Regions from separate parts of the Mus musculus genome. Here region 2 is linked to region 1. The links are chromatin loops, found by intact Hi-C in ENCODE. Cell type or tissue: left cerebral cortex. All regions are shown on one strand.

Region 1 (8,000 bases):
GGGGCTGGCAGGTCTCTCTACTGTCTCTTTCCATATAGCATGCATTTAAACACATCTAAATTAGTATTTTCAAGACTTCACAGGCACAATAGAGCTTAGGAGGTTGAGCAAGTAGCAAGAATGTTGAAGGTTGTGTTGCAACCGCAGATAGTCTTAGGTGAACCAATGGGACGAGGGACAACAGTGGTGCAAGTGCCTCCATCTCCCAGCAAAGACACAGAATCCTTTTGTTCCACTACCCTCTGCTCTTTTTGGCCAGGCTTTGACAGGACAAGGGCTGAGCTATATAGCCCGACCCAGGCGGGATCCACCATCACGCTCCCGGTTGTGCTTCTCTGAGTCGTGCTCCTATTCGGAGGGTGAAGGTGCTCGCTTCCTTTGCCCGTCCGGAGCCCGCCCATCCGCGGGAGCGCGCATGCGCCTCCCCTCCCCGCCTCCGTCGTGCGCGCCCCGCCCCCTCGCGCTGCCATACGCGGACGGCCAACATCCGAGGACTCCGGCCTTGAGTAACCTGCTCCCGTGACCTTTTCGCACCCCGCACGCCGAGGCCCGCGCGGCGCCCGCCTCGCCCTTGCGTGTCTGCCGCCCCTGCCGAACCCTGCGTTCCCCTGACCACGCGCAGCTGCCACCGCCACTCGTCATGGCGGCCCTCAGCAAGTCCATCCCTCATAACTGCTACGAGATCGGCCACACTTGGCACCCCTCCTGCAGGGTCTCCTTCCTGCAGATCACTTGGGGCGCCCTGGAGGAGTCCCTCAGGATCTACGCACCCCTGTACCTGGTGAGCAGGGCTGGCGCTGGTGCAGGTGCAGGGCCTCCCGGGGCTCGTTGCTTCTAGGTCAGCTTTAGGGGTGGTGAGAGGCCTGGGGGGAGTCCTAGGCGGAAGGAGGGGGAGGGGACCCCGATGGTGAACTGTCACTGGACACCTGTTGCTAGGATGGGGATGTGCTCTGGACAGGTAGGGTCAAGTGCCTTACACTTGATCGCTCTGAGAACCTGGATTCAGAGACTCTGTGATGGAGAGATGTTGGAGCTGTGTATATATTTAGTCAATGCATGCACACAGTGTCCCCTCAGCCCACTTTACCACTCTCCGGCCCCATTTTCATATGAAAAAGGGTGTTCTGTACACCCCCCCACCCCCACCCCAAGCCTGCTTAGTCACAGATTTTGTCCTTGTTTGAGATGACAGAGATGCCACTTGACGGTTTGTTCTTTCGTAAGTTCCCAGAGTAGATTCCTGGTTTGAGATTTTGTGCGGTGATTTCGTTGAAGGTGTTTTAGTGGCGTGTTGCTGAGGTCATTTTCTTATACAGATTTACAAGTAGGGAAGCTTAGAGAGAGTATCTGGAAACCTACCAGTAACATCGAGAACTGATAAAGATATCTTCTCCTAGTGAGTGCCACTGTGTGGGAGAAAATTCCCACATCCTGGCACTGAAGATGTGCTATTTGGCTACTGAAGTTCATTGTCATTTTCCCATTTGTCTGTATGCTGAGAAGGTAGACATCATTTTTGTATGTTTTGTATGTTTCCTAAAAGTTCGTTCAATACTCAATGAGTGATCCATTCTTATTTCTCATTGAGGTAGTAATTTGGGCTGATGACATCTTTGACAGTATGATTATGTTTGTAACTTAATGGAGAAGTCTAATTTGTAATTATAGACAGAACACAGGAAAAGACAGTGACTCCCTGAGAGGTTGCAGAAGCCAAGTTCCCTTTTCATGATGTAAACTGGTGCTTCCCCACTTTAATGTATTTTAAGGAAACCCCAGGGATCATGTTAGAATGGGATTTCTGATTCAGTAGGTCTTGGTGGGGGCTAGAGAGTACATTTCTGATAAAATCTAACGTAGTGTAGACACTGGGGAATACCAGCCTTGTTAAGTGAAGATCTAGAGCATTGACCAATATAGACGTTTATCTGTATCTATATACATACATTCCCTAAAGACTGTTGTTACTGGCTTTTCTATATGAATGCTGGCCAGCCATTGTTTTATATTTGTTACTATGTTATTATTATTTTGGTGTTGCTGGGATTCTAACCTGTTGTCTTGTACTTTCAAGATAAGAGTCCTGCTGTTGAACTCTGCCCCAGATTTCTGTAAACACTTATAAATACATTGGACTCTTAAACAGCCGTACAAGAAGACTCTTCTAGTCTGGGGACTTAACTTAGTGGCATGTTCAAGGTCCTGTGTTCTGAATCCTTGTCTTGTTCCTCCATCTCCTACCCCTCACAAAACAAAGGCAAGCAGAACTATTCCAGGTAATTTGTTCAAAAATTACTCTTAACCTCAAGGATTAGGAACTAGTTGAAGTGTTTATAATTTAATTTCTCCTGAAATCTATAGCATCATTCGTTCATTCATTCGACACATATTTGTGGAATGCCTGGTATTATATCTACAGCATAAACAATATACTGATTCTATTCAGTGTTAGGGGAATTCAGGGAAGCAACTGGAGCAGAGATTCTCCTACTCTAACAAGATAGGGTTGGTGGGGATCAAGAAAGGACTTGTGTCACTATTACATTTTCAACTAGATTAAATACTACTTGAGAACAAATTTCCTATCTTATGTTGCTGCTTATCAGTGGCTGTGAAGCGGTTAGTGAGAACTGACTTGTATTTTATTTTAAGTAAAGTAGAGATTAGAAAATTTTAGCTTATTTCAGGTACCAAGGCTAAGCAGTAGAATTTGACTTTGGCCCTGGTGTGTGTGTGTGTGTGTGTGTGTGTGTGTGTGTGTGTATGTATGTGTAAATGTGGTAAGATAATTAATTCACTGGTGACCTCCCAGTCCTGGGTTGCAGATATGCACCATCATGCATGGTTTATACAGCTCTCCTATCAAATGCAGAGGCTTATGCATGCTAGGTAGGCAGTCTACCAACTGAACTATAGCCCTAGGTCAGAATGTGTCTACAATATGTATTTTTTTTTTTTTTTTTGTCTTTCCTTTCTCCTCCAGTGCCACTCAGGAGTGAAGTTGACTGTAGTCCGAGTTAGTGGAATTTCATTTTGACTTTGAAAATAAGCTTGGGCATTTATTCATGGTGTAGATGTGTGGAGTGTGTATCCGTAGAGGGGGATAATACTGTGACCCCAGGGAGAAATCCAAGAGTTTGTAAAACCAAGAGCCTGTACATTGTATAAATCCAAAGACTTGAATGTAGTTGGGAACTATAATTCCTCTTGAACATTCTGTGTTTGCTTCTTCACACGTTTATCCTCTAGAGCTGCGACTCCATCTGCAGATTATCCTCACTTCATGCATAAGAAAACAAAAAATTAGAGCCATTAATCTTGCTTCGGGTAGTAAGAAAAAAAAGGATAAGCTTATGGTGGTTAAAGGAACACATGCTGCCTAAAGACAAGGAACCCTGCATCGCTCACTCTAGTTGGAGTTGGAAGGCCACTTAGGAGTTGATGTAGTTGCTTTACCTCGTGGTTGAGAGAGGTTTAGCTCACATGGAATCCCACCTGTGCATCACTTGCAGCGTGAGCAAAGGAAAAATCTCTGTTTCTAAGGTGCTAGAAGATAATTTCCCATGTTCTAGGGCTGTTGTTTGGACTTGGAGTGGGGTGGCAGTGTGTAGGAATAGCAAGTGACATAATAAGCCCCCAATGTGGTGGAGTTGCTATTGAAATCCTGTTAGAGCAGGCAGCTTTTATTCAGAACCAGTCATATGGGGAAGTTGTGAATGAGTTCAGGTATGAGTGGATAGGCTGGAGTAGTACAGGAGCAGGGTGGTATTTGGCATCTGCCAGAGAAAATGAAAGGGCAGTTTTAGAGGCATTATTCTCATTGGAAGACTCAACAGGACAGGAGGATGGAGGATGTGGGGACAGCATGGGGACCTGCTGATGTTTATAGGAGTATAAGTCAGGGGGAAACTGGTGTCTTCAGTGATAGAAATGGAGACATCTGAAGGGCAGGTGGCTTGCCTGGAAGACTTGATGAGGAAGTGTATTGTGGAACCTGTGAAATGGGCCTGACAGTCTTTGTCTCTTGTGCTTTCCTCACAGGACTCTCTTGTTCTCTGCATTTGCCTTCAGGCTTCTTTTCATCTTAGAATTTACCTTCCGCTTAAAACAGGTTTGAAATGTAGACACCTCATTTTTTATTCTGATGAAGAGTTTATAATTCGAGTATAAAAGGAATATAAAATGCCAAATATGATTCAGTGGCTAATACAGTCCACTTTTTTTTTCCATTTTTTATTAGGTATTTAGCTCATTTACATTTCCAATGCTATACCATAAGTCCCCCATACCCACCCACCCCCACTCCCCTACCCACCCACTCCCCCCTTTTGGCCCTGGCGTTCCCCTGTACTGGGGCATATAAAGTTTGCGTGTCCAATGGGCCTCTCTTTCCAGTGATGGCCGACTAGGCCATCTTTTGATACATTACAGTCCACTTTTTGATAAAGAGAAAGATACATTTCAGAAAGTTATAGCAAATCAATTCATATAGTTCTAATCACACAAAGTTCCTCCCCCTCCCATGAGAACTTGATTACGTTAAATCCTTTCACTCGGCAATCCTGGGGTCATTTAAACCTCTAGCATTAAGTCTCCAAGAATGGCTGTTAATATGAACCATTATTCTCTATGTAAATATATTGACACGTGTGATCTTATCTTAGGAAGTATGGAGTCCCTAAAGAGAGACCAAACTTGGAAAGATGAGATTCAGCATAGCTGTAAATGAAACTTGGGTCTGTGGCTATGTGTATGGGTGACTTCAAATATACACACTCATAAGTGATAATGACTCCTTATTTGTTTTTCCTTTCACCAAATCAATCATGCATTTTATTGAAACAACCTGCCTCCAAAGGGTGGTATTGTTTAACAATATTTTATTGTTTTTATTCCTCATCTTTAATTTTTTTCTTTTTTGTTAACATTCACAGAAATGGGTTGAGTTTTTAGTGTGTTAGGAGTAGGATTATGTTGCTGCAAATGCTGGTTACTTGACTTTCTCATTTTCTATTTGTAACCATGGGCTAGAGAGAAGGACATATTTCTGTATATGTATCCTAACATTTTTTTGATCAATGGTTTAGTTTAACTTTGCAATTTCTGTGTTCATTTTTAGCTTCAATAATATACCCAGAGAAGACTGGGTTACTCAAGTTGCCTAGTACTCTTGTATCAGTACACACTTGACTTTGAAGCCCTTTAATATTAATAATAATGATATTTTTATGATTTTATTTATTTATTTGTTGATATTTATGATTATTACTATATTATTATTAAGATGTGAATTCCAGCATCCAACATTCAACACATATGTCTTTACAATTTTATGTCTTGATGAATTGTTTACTTTATCAATATGTCATGGCCTTTGTCTCTACTGATTAATGGTGGCTTGAAGACTAGTTTATCCAGTGTCAGAATAGCTACACCAACTTGGTTTTGGTTTCCATTCTCATTGTAGACTGATTCATATCTTGACCCTTAGGCTATGGGTGTATAAGTGGGGAATGCTTTTCCCAACAGATTACCTGACATGATATAGTTTTTAACTCTGTCAACTGGTCTATATCTCTTTACTGGGGAGTTGAAGTGATTTATATTTATAGTTATTATTGGAAGAGTTTTATTGACCCATATATTTTTGTTGGTTGCTTTTGTGATTGGTTGAATGATTTGTTTGTTTCTTTCTCATCCTGGTATTGTGGGTTTGCTATTTTATAGTAAAAGATATATATATATATATATATATTATATTTAATATGTTTTATTATATATTTACATTAATATATTAAATATATAATAAATACCATTGACAAAAAGAACTTTGAATATATCTACAGAAATGTAGTCTTCTCTGCAGTTCACATAAAAGTTCTTTCCTGCTTTCATGAAATTTATCTCCGTTACCTTGTTAATTTAACATAGTAGCTTTGTTGGTGGTTATTTCACTGCAGGGTTTGAAATGTATTGATCTATGCTTCCTGGTTTTACAGTTGCTAATGGGGGATTTGATGTTACTCTAATGAGCATGCATTTGTGAGTGAGCTGGTGTTCTTTTCTTACAACTCCAATGGTGTTTCTTTTGCTTTTGCCCTGTGATTATAATATATTATGGAGGGGTTCATCTCTTGTCATGTGTATTTACGGTTCTGGTTGTGTTTTCTTATGTATTGTTTCCCTAGATTTGGGAAGTGTGCCCCAGGGAACATTCTGTATGCTGTTAGCTTAGTCTATTTTCTTTATGTTTAATCACAACAATAAAACACCTCAAATAAGGATAAGTCAGAATTCAAAATACTACTAAATGCATACTAGAAAAGAGGCGAAACAGCCCCCTCAAAGAAGAGAAGAAAGAAAAAATGTCCAGTAATTAAAAATATGTGAATATAGTCTTACAGTTTTATGAAAAATAACACAGCACCTAATAAAAAATTAAAAAAAAAATAACACAGCAATAAGGTAAAAAAAAAAAGCATAAAATGTCTTAAAAGGCATTGCAACATTATATTGAAAAAAGAAAGGTATATACAGGACCAAGAAAAGATGGCATGTATATTAGAGAGGGCTCCTTCCAGGTCAGTCTTAAGTGTTGAGGACTGCTGAGTGTGGTAAGGGACAGGGTTGTGCCAGATGAACTTGTAAGGTCTTAACTATTAATAAGACTTAAGTTGGTGTGAGCCTGTTTGGAGAAGTGTGTGCTAGCCACTGGTGTTACACAGCAGTTAGTCTGAACCAGAGGTTGACAGGCTACCAGACCTCAGGTTCTGAGCTCTTATATTCTAGAGTAACTCTCAGCTGAGGAACTTTGCTCCAGGTTCTAAACATGAGGCTGATTTCCTCTAAGTGGTACATTTTCAACCACTTAGGTCAGTCCTGTCCATGTCAACGCTTTTTGTCTGGTCAGCATCTGGACTTCTTGTTTTCTGTACCTGTCTCCCCAGGCAGTGTCTCAACCTAGAGCAGTAATTCTCATCCTGTGGGTCATCACCCCTTTGAGGGGAGCGTCACATATCAGATATCCTGCATATTAGATATTCACATTATGATTCATAAAAGTAGCAAAATTACACTTATGAAGTAGCAATGAAATACTTTTATGGGTGGGAGGGGGTCATCGCAGCATGAGGAACTGCATTAAAGCATCATAGAATTAGGAAGGTTGAGAACCACTGTCCTAGAGTATAGAACTTAAATTCAGGATCTCACATTTGTGGTGGGTTCTTGTACTTGGGACCCAAATGCAATTCAGCTTTTTTTTTTTTTATTTCTCTATTAATTTGTTTATATATTCACTTTACAGCCTGATCCTAGCTTCCCTCCTTCCTCTCCTCCCAGCCACACCCTTAAACTCCCTCCCCTTACTTTCTCTCCCCTTTTCCTCAGAGAAAGGGAGCCCCACCCCCATGAGTACCCACCCACCCACCCAGGTATATCAAGTCACAGCAGGACTAAGGACATCCTCTCCCACTGAGGCCAGACAGAGCCGCCCAGCTATAGGAAAGGGATCCAAAGGTAGGCTGCAGAGCCAGAGACAGCTCCCACTCCTATTGTTAGGGAGCCCACATGAAGAACAAGCTGCACATCTGCTATAAATATGTGTGTGGGGGGCACTAGGTCCAGCATGTGCATACTCTGGTTTGTGGTTCAGTTTCTGTGAGCCCCCATGGGCCCAGGTTAGTTTACTCTGTAGGTCTTCTTGTGGTGTCCTTGACCCCTCCTGCTTCCTCATTCCTTCCCCCAACTCTTCTGTAAGAGTCCCCAGCCCTGCCTAATGTTTGCCTGTGAGTCTCTGCATCTGTTTTCATCAGCTGCTGCATGAAGCCCCTCAGAGGACAGTTATGCTAGTTTCCTGTCTGCAAGCATAGCAGAATATCACTAAAAGTGTCAGGGATTGGTTCTTTCCCATGGAATGTCTCAAGTTGGGGCAGTCATTGGTTGGCCATTCCCTCAATCTCTGCTCCATCTTTATTCCTGCATTTCTTGTAAGTTTTGTG
Region 2 (8,000 bases), 160 kb after region 1:
CCTCCAGAAAATAATTGGTATCTTTGATAAGATCGATAAATATTCTTTCAGACACATTTAAACATCAGTGGCCATTGTGACATAGTATTTAAAGAAACCGAGAGGCATAGTCAATCTAGAAGAAGGATTAGATGGCTTCTATCCTGTTCCAAATCCTCAGAGAGAAAAAGTGACACCATGGCATTCCTCCTTCCGTCTCATCCATTAGGCTTGTTATTAGCCAGTGTGCAGAAACTAACAGAGACAGTCATAACACTCAGTTTATTTCCCACTGGGTACCTTCAGTTTATTTAGATGTTCTGTAAGATGCCAGTAAAGACATTTATCTTTTCATGAATTTAATGAGTAGAAGAGTCCTCAACTGTGAATTGAAAACGTGGACCTTTTGATGAAAGATTGGATTGAAAATGGTTCTGTTTTTTAACAGACTGAATATTTTCATGACTCAGAATAATAAAATGGAAATATATACTTTGAGGATAAGCCAATTTATATATTGTTGGACATAACACAGACCACCCAGGCCTGGACCCTACTGTTTACAGTTACGGATCTTAAAGTCCATATGCTCTAGATGAGTCAGATCTATCTCTGTTCCAAGTAGAAAGTTTTCTGTCTGCAAAGGGCAATGATTTCACCTTCCCCACCCTCGTTCCTTACCCCAGCTAGTAAAATTCTGTCGAGCAGATTATTTCTGCAAGCAAAGGGGCTTATTTGCAGCTCAGTAATGATAACACTGCTGGGCTTTTCTCGAAGGACAGATGTTTAATATAGTTGGAAAACACTGGAGTTATACTTGCCTTCAAGGCAGTTTTGATATGTGTGTGTGTGTGTGTGTGTGTGTGTGTATGTGTGTGTACATACATACATATATATATACATATATATATATGCACATATTATTGTAAAATTTGAGGTCTAGTGTGAAGCTACATATGTGTGTATATGTGTGTGTGTGTGTATGCACACATATTTGTAAAATTTGAGGTCTAGTGTGAAGCTTCATTTTCCTTTATCCTTGTTTACAAAATTTTAGATTTTATTTTTATTTTTCAAACTTTTATTAGTTCTGTTTTCTTCAACATTTCTATTGAGTTTCCTCTTCATGCCCTGAACTGACTTTACTATTCATTCAGATTTGTTTGTGTTCTCTTTGAATCATTCAGGGGTTTGTGTTCCCTTTGTCTTTACTGAATCTTCTTATGAGTACTCATTTTAATTCTCTATGTGGGCTTTCATCCAAGTCACTGCCACTGCAATCTAATCCATAGAGGTGATACTGTTTCCACTTTCTCATACTTCTTACATTTCTGTACTGGAACTTGTACATCTGGGATTAGCTCAGTGAGTGAAGGGGTGTTTTGTTTTGTTTTGTTTTGTTTTGTTTTGTTTTGTTTTGTTTTGTGTTAGCTCCATTCTTTTAGTTGAGACATTTGCAGTGTCAGATTGTAAAGGATTGAGTTGTTCTGTCCCCATGGACTGATTGGGGTTTAGTTCAGTAGCTAAACTTCCAGCTCACAATCTTTTAGGAAGGACATTTGGTAAAATCCACTGTAGACTATTAATTGCAGAAGCAGCAACTACAGCTGGACAAGCCCAGTCTGCAAAGACCATAATAGTCAGTTACAGACTCAACCCTTTAACACCACTAACTGTTGGGTGAAGGCACAGTGTGGACTCATATAACTGGTTGAGGAGATTAGGAATGGGCGTCTATAGCTATAGATTAGTATCTGTTGAGAAAGGAATGAGGAGACAGTAGATGAATGGGTAAAGCTGGAGTGGTTGGTGTTCCCATTAACAGAGTATCAACATTATTAAAGTTGTGGAGAGTTGTAGCTAAGAAGAAGACAGAATAGGGGAGAGAGTGGAAATGAGATAGGAATTAAAAAGTGTATGGGTTGTGTGTGGAATAATGGGATAGTCCGTAAGAGGTCCAAAACCTTACAGAAAGTCATAAAACCTAATTAACCAGTAAATAAAGAAGCAAAATAATTAAGAAAATTTTTGCAAGAGTGTATTTTTTTTATTTAAAAGACAGTAAAATGTAAAATAGATTTTTTTCTTTTTAGAAATTACAGCATCAGTCAGCATCCTCTCACAGTGATTCATTTAGCAAACTGAACTGGTGGGGGAGGGGAGAGCAGTTGTGGCTCCAGTTCAAACCTGTTAAACCAGATTTGCTGGCATACATTATCCTGGTGTTTGAACCAGTTACCTTGTGGATTGAGTTTCTACTCAGCTGTCAGCGGGTCTCAGCTTTTCCTTGGGTTTTCCCAGCCTTCAGCATAGATTGATGCTTTGAGGAAATGCCCAGCCATTATTCTGTATGTAGTGGATGGCCAGCCTTCCACCAGTTGGCTTTCAGTGTCTGAGGTTCTTATGTGGTCATGTCTGTGCTATTGTGTACCAACCATTTCAGCTGGAAGTGTTCATTTTACCAGGGTTCTGGCCCTCTCTCTGTCCACTTTAGTATTGTCTGTGTAGTTGCAAATCAGACGCATTCTCACTTGTCGTGAGTTCAGCAGCTGTTTCTTAGTCACTACCCTACCTCCCACCCCCATTTTCTTGCCCAGATAGTTGCAAGGCACTTCTTTCTTAGATTAAAGCGTTTCTTCCAAGGTACCCACAGAAAATCTTAGTTTCTTGTTTGTGGATCACAGTTCAGTCTCCCTCCTCACACCCCTTGTTATTCCTTGTCTTTGTGCCCAATTCAGCCTTTGGCTGCATTTCCCCAGCCTTCCTTTCTTTGACACTGGTGTTGGGGTAGGAGGACGTATCTGTCTTCTTGGTAGTCCCTGCTTCCTCAGCAGCTTTGTGTCAGAGTCAGTGGGGGAATCTCCTGAGTGCTTCTTTGGGCAGTTCTTTGGTTTTAGCTGTCATCGCTTATGATTATGGCTTCTTGAGCTGACCTCTCATTTATTTCTTGGACCAAGGGAGCTTCTATTTTCCATTTTACCCACAGTCCTTTCATCTGATTTTGTTCAAAGATCTTTTTGTAATTCTTGATAACACTTGACTTCAGGAGTACTGTACTTTCTGCTGCTTTTGTTTGTTTGTTATAATTTCAGGTCCATCTCTTCTCCATTGATATTTTTGTTTTGACTACTGATTACCCCCTTTAATGATGTGGTTATAAAATAATAGAACAAACCTCTTATTCAGATGCTCTGACTTATGATGGAATTGTGCTTTGATAAGCCCACTGTGAAAATATGTAAGTAAAAAAGGCAGTCCATCCAACCTCTGCCATGTTGTAGCATAGTACACACTCATCATGGTTCCCATTGCGACTCCAAAGCTCACTGGGAAATAGGGCTCACTGGCCTTACTCAGCATCAAAGGAGCCTCATGTACTGTCTTATCAGTAGTCAAGGGAAAGATGAAAAGCCAGAATTTGAGTTGTGGTTCATTTTAAATGCTGTAACTATCTAGCATTGTTAAGGGCTGTTTCACTGAGCATAAGTCATTGCTTGGACCTGCAACTAATTTTTTTAAACTGTAATTATTGACTAAGAAAATAATAAAACACTTGAATACCAAGAGAAGAAAATGCTACAAATGTCAGGAAAGACGTTCTAAGGAAAAAGAAAAAAGTACCTTAAAATGTACTAAATGAATATCTACCATATTCTAGGCTATGATCTTGACCAATGATTTACAGACAACCTCACTGTATTTCCTTCTTGAAACCATCCTCTAGAGTAGTGGTTTTCAACCTGTGGGTTGAGCCCTCTTCAGCAAACTTGTATCTCCAACAATATTTTCATTGTGACGCACAGCAATAGCAAAATTACAGTTATGAAGTAGCAGCAGAAATACTTCTATGGCTGGGGGTCAGCACAACAGGAGGACCTGTATTAAAGGTTCACGGCACTGAAAAGCTTGAGAGCCACTGCTCACTGCACTCTATGGAAGCTGAGTAACTGGCTTCAACTCGTGCATCAGAGACCAGGCTCTACAGTGCAGCAAGACTCCTCCTCCAGCTACTGTAAAACGAAAACTAGCGGGGCTGGAGAGATGTCTCAGCAGTAAAGAGGATTGGCTGCTCTTCCAGAAGGCCTGAGTTCAATTCCCAGCCCCCACAGGGAGGCTCACAACTGTCTATAACTGTAGTCTTATAGCATCCAGCTCCCTCTTCTGGTGTGCAAATGTACATGCAGATAAAAATCCATTAAAAATGCATTAAATCAATCAATCAATCAATCTTAAAAACAACAACAAACCTAAACTAAACCTAGGTGGCTAGAAGGATGGGCTAGCAGTTATGAGCTCTGAGCTATGGGGCTGGAGAGATGGCTCAGTGGTGCAGAGGACTGGCTGCCCTTGCAGAGGAGTAGCTCTATCCCTGCATCGGGCACCCGAGAATTCATGCACATATGTGCAGACACACATATATTTGCACAAAATAAATAAAGTTAAAGGCCTCAAAGGTAATAGGCATTATCAATAATTTTCTTTTGTTTTGTTTGGTTTCTTCTTACTGTTTTACCTTCTCTGGCATTGTTTGATAAACTCTGTACATTGGACATTTGAGTTTTGCACTAATTATGTAGAGAGAGATGGTTTGAATAAAATAAATGAAATCAGAGCTTTAAATATGGATATCAGACATGAAGTATCTGCTTTGGATCTTTTGGCTGTTGAAAGCAAGGCTTTCAGACCAGTCTTAGTTGAGAAGGTGGCTGAGTTTTACTTCCTGAGGTAGAAATGCCAGCAGGACTTGCAACTCTGAAAGCTTCGCAACTCTGAAATGAAACCCTTCCCAACTCCTGGTTTGCTTCCCACATCCCCTTAGGGCCAACACAGGCTACTCTGCCAGCTGCTTCATTATAAATCTGTGAGTTATGCCACAACTTTCAGGAATAAATCCAACCCTATTTGTCATATCCTCCCAAATGTGGTGTAGAGCAGTTTTGGCCTGCTTCTCCCTCAAGGCTGTCTTCCCTGGTGACATGGCTCAGCATATTTCTTCACAGTGGGCTGCTGTGACGTTCTCCCTTCTCACACTGTGCCAAGCTGTTCCCACCTTCATACTTTTTGTTTTGTAACAAGAACCAAAATATACTGAGTATAATAGCCTTGTGCTCTAAAGCACAAAGGCTCTGTGGCGGAATTCCGTATGAACCCAAGTGTAGAATCTTGAACTCGCATGCTGTATTTTCAGTTCCATGTCCCTTCATTACAGAAGGCTGGAGATGTTTATGTTAGATTCTGATGAAGCCTCCTCCATTTAGAGAATTCTAAGAGGTATCTGTTGTGTTTCTAGGCTAAATAAAATGATTCCTTGTTTGTAGTGAAATACTATTTAAGAAATCTTAGTATCTGTGTTCAGGACCCTACCATTTATCTCCTTGGAAACAGGTACATGAATATTATTACATTGAACATTTGTATTTCAAAGACTGGAATCATCATTGTCTGGTGAGCTCAGTGGGGCCCTTTCTGGCTTCACTTGATTCTCCTTTCTGCCTCCTGGGCTCTGGCCTCTGAAGCATGACTTCCCCATTTCTACAAATGTACAAGTAGAATAAGGTGTGGCTCACAGTCAAAAGTAAGTTCCTGCACTTAAGACTAGCAACCAGTACAGGCTTGAGTCCAGAGCCTGTCTATCAGACACTTGGCTGGTGGGTGAACCCAGGCCTTTGACTGTAAGAATGTGGAGCTCTGAGGCACTGTTGCCCAGACTGTGAGAACACATCACTCATAAGATTGGATTTGTGTCTGACAGGATACTAAAAGCTCAGAAACAGTCCCCATGCAGATGTATTGGAAAGCAATGGAGTTTTCACCATGGTAGAGTCTCAGAGTAGAAGAACCTAAGCTCCTCTGGGTCTTAAAGTTTTCACCTCACTTCACTTTCCCTGTGCCCCACAGAGGTCCCTCGTCATGCAACAAGGGCAGTTTGAAATAAAGTAGTTGCTTTTTTCTTTACTCTATTTTGAAGTATATATGTAGTAGAAAATGGTGAAATTGTGTTGAGATGGTTTTAGAAGAAGGAAATAGATATACTTGGAACTCTTACAAAGTCCTCATAGCTCAGCTTTATCCATCTTAAAGGAGGAAAATAGATGAACCCGAATGGTGTACATGTATACATGCACATGGAAGCAAGTGTGGAGACACAAACACAATCCAGGTAGCTGCTGCTGCTGCTGCGAGGGTGGGGATGGAATCCAGCATGTGTCCTATGCCAAGCATAACTACACCCTAAGTTTTATTAGCACCTAAAAATGTTTTAAATCATTTTTGGGGGGAGTAGGCTTCTTAATGTTCTATTCTATTTACTTGTTAATTGTTGGATAGTATGATTTTCTTAAAATGACATTGTATGTATATCTTTCTCTTTTGAAGCTAGGAAAGTGAGAGCATTTTTCTAAAACTCGCCTTTTTAGCAAATGCTGAGTGCAGTTCCCCCTTCATAGTCACTATACTTAACTCAGAAATGATAATCCACACACGGAAATGATATCAATGACTCTGGAGCTAGGTAAGCTCCTTGAATTTAAATATTTGAGTATTTAGTTCCCTCACTAGTATTTAGTGCCTTTATGTTGGAGAGACTGGCAGAGTGCAGCATCCTACATAGAATATATAAGGAGATATCTTCAGTGCTCTTTTAAATTAAATATTTCAACCTTTCATATACAAATATAGTATATATTCAATAATAGTGACTTAATGTAAGGCTTAAAATAAAATTGGGACCATATCAAGTTTGAGTGAATCATGAATTTGCAGCTATTTTGCATGACTTTGCAGGAATTTTAAATTGTGAAGCTTTTCATTTTCCATTTATGTATTTAGACTATGTATATGTGTGCATGTGTGTGTTACCATGTGTAGAGGGCATATCTATTGTATTTCTATCATGGGTACTAGAGATTCAACTCAGGGCATCATGCTTGGCATCAGATGCCCCTGCTGAGCCATCTCGCTAGCTCCAAGTTATGAAGAATCTTAAAGACCATTCAATCCACACTCTTTATTTATATATATGTATATATATTTTCACTTGGAAAATCCAAGGCTCAGAAACAAATTTATCTTTTAAGTTCCTGTAGTAAGGTCGGGAAAGGGAATTAAAAATGAGTTGTTTGGGGTCTAACCACAAGTCTAAAATGGTAGATGAATATTGACCAGAAGGATCAGTGAAGTAAGCCTCTCGGCGTTGTCCCTAGGCCACATGTCAGTCTACACAGCTAGAGGCAATTCCATCCTTTCTACAGAAAGTCGGGGTAACCCTAACACTATTCTGAGGGTTGAAGTCCAAGCCTCCAATGAGGAAAACCAAGTAGCAACAGCTGGCTCTCCTTTCTTACAATTGGAATTATAAGTGATGAACTCCTGTCGCCTATGGAACATCTGATAGCTTAGCTGTGTTGAGTGACACATGCATGGTCCCTTCAGATGTAGTTGGCCTCTCGTGTCTCCACTTCTAACTGAGGCAGGTTAGGAAGAGTGGTTGTTTTGTTTGCAGTGAGAATGAGTTTTATTTTGTTATGGATAGCTTTATGAATGCAAATGGCTTTGCTCATCCAGTCTTGGTGGTATGGGCATTGTGACCTCACTTAACCTCGCGGACGGAGGTAGTAAGCTCATAAGGACAAGTCCTGCCTGGTTAACTTGGAACGAATGTGACTAAAACAGTATTTTAAAAGGAGCCTGGTCATGTAGCTCAGTGGTGAGTACCCTCTAGGCATGTGTGAGGAGTGTAAGAACGTAGGTTCAGATCCCCGTACTGGAAACAAACAAAACCAACTAAGTAAAAATTGTTTTAATCTAGTTTTTGGCCTGATACACAGCTCTAGCCTTAGCAGACTATAATCATTGGCTATTTTATAAAAATGTAATATACATGTGAATGTATATAATTTGAAGTTGGAAAAACTTGCTGTGCTGTCAACTTTGGAAAAGCCTCAATTTACAGTACTGAGTTGACATTGTGTAAAAATCAACAGCTTTTCCCACTTTATAGGGTCGTGCACCAGGTTAAATGT

The links. Peaks named below come from ENCODE experiments on the same cell type or tissue, not always from the same donor. Only the 100,000 strongest peaks of a DNase experiment are listed, where the experiment ranks them.
Region 2: a loop joins it to region 1, with 2.2 times the contacts of the local background. A loop is called at or near these places in 7 of 42 quality-filtered maps.

The regions. Positions count from the first base shown.
Region 1 is chr7:89,331,229-89,339,228 of GRCm38, reverse strand. It overlaps Tmem135 (transmembrane protein 135), which reads left to right and starts at 442. Exons shown (of 15, transcript NM_028343.5): 1 at 442-781. The coding sequence starts at 641. In left cerebral cortex, no CTCF peak of the experiment used is centred here; DNase peaks (open chromatin) are centred at 412, 1,278 and 3,353; H3K4me3 peaks cover 2,472 bases; H3K27ac peaks cover 1,158 bases.
Region 2 is chr7:89,175,697-89,183,696 of GRCm38, reverse strand. All of the region lies in intron 6 of Tmem135 (transmembrane protein 135), which reads left to right. Among named protein-coding and RNA genes, the nearest start is that of Tmem135, 160 kb to the left of the region's middle. In left cerebral cortex, a CTCF peak has its summit at 4,171 (motif pointing left); DNase peaks (open chromatin) are centred at 2,223, 2,500 and 4,913; H3K27ac peaks cover 732 bases.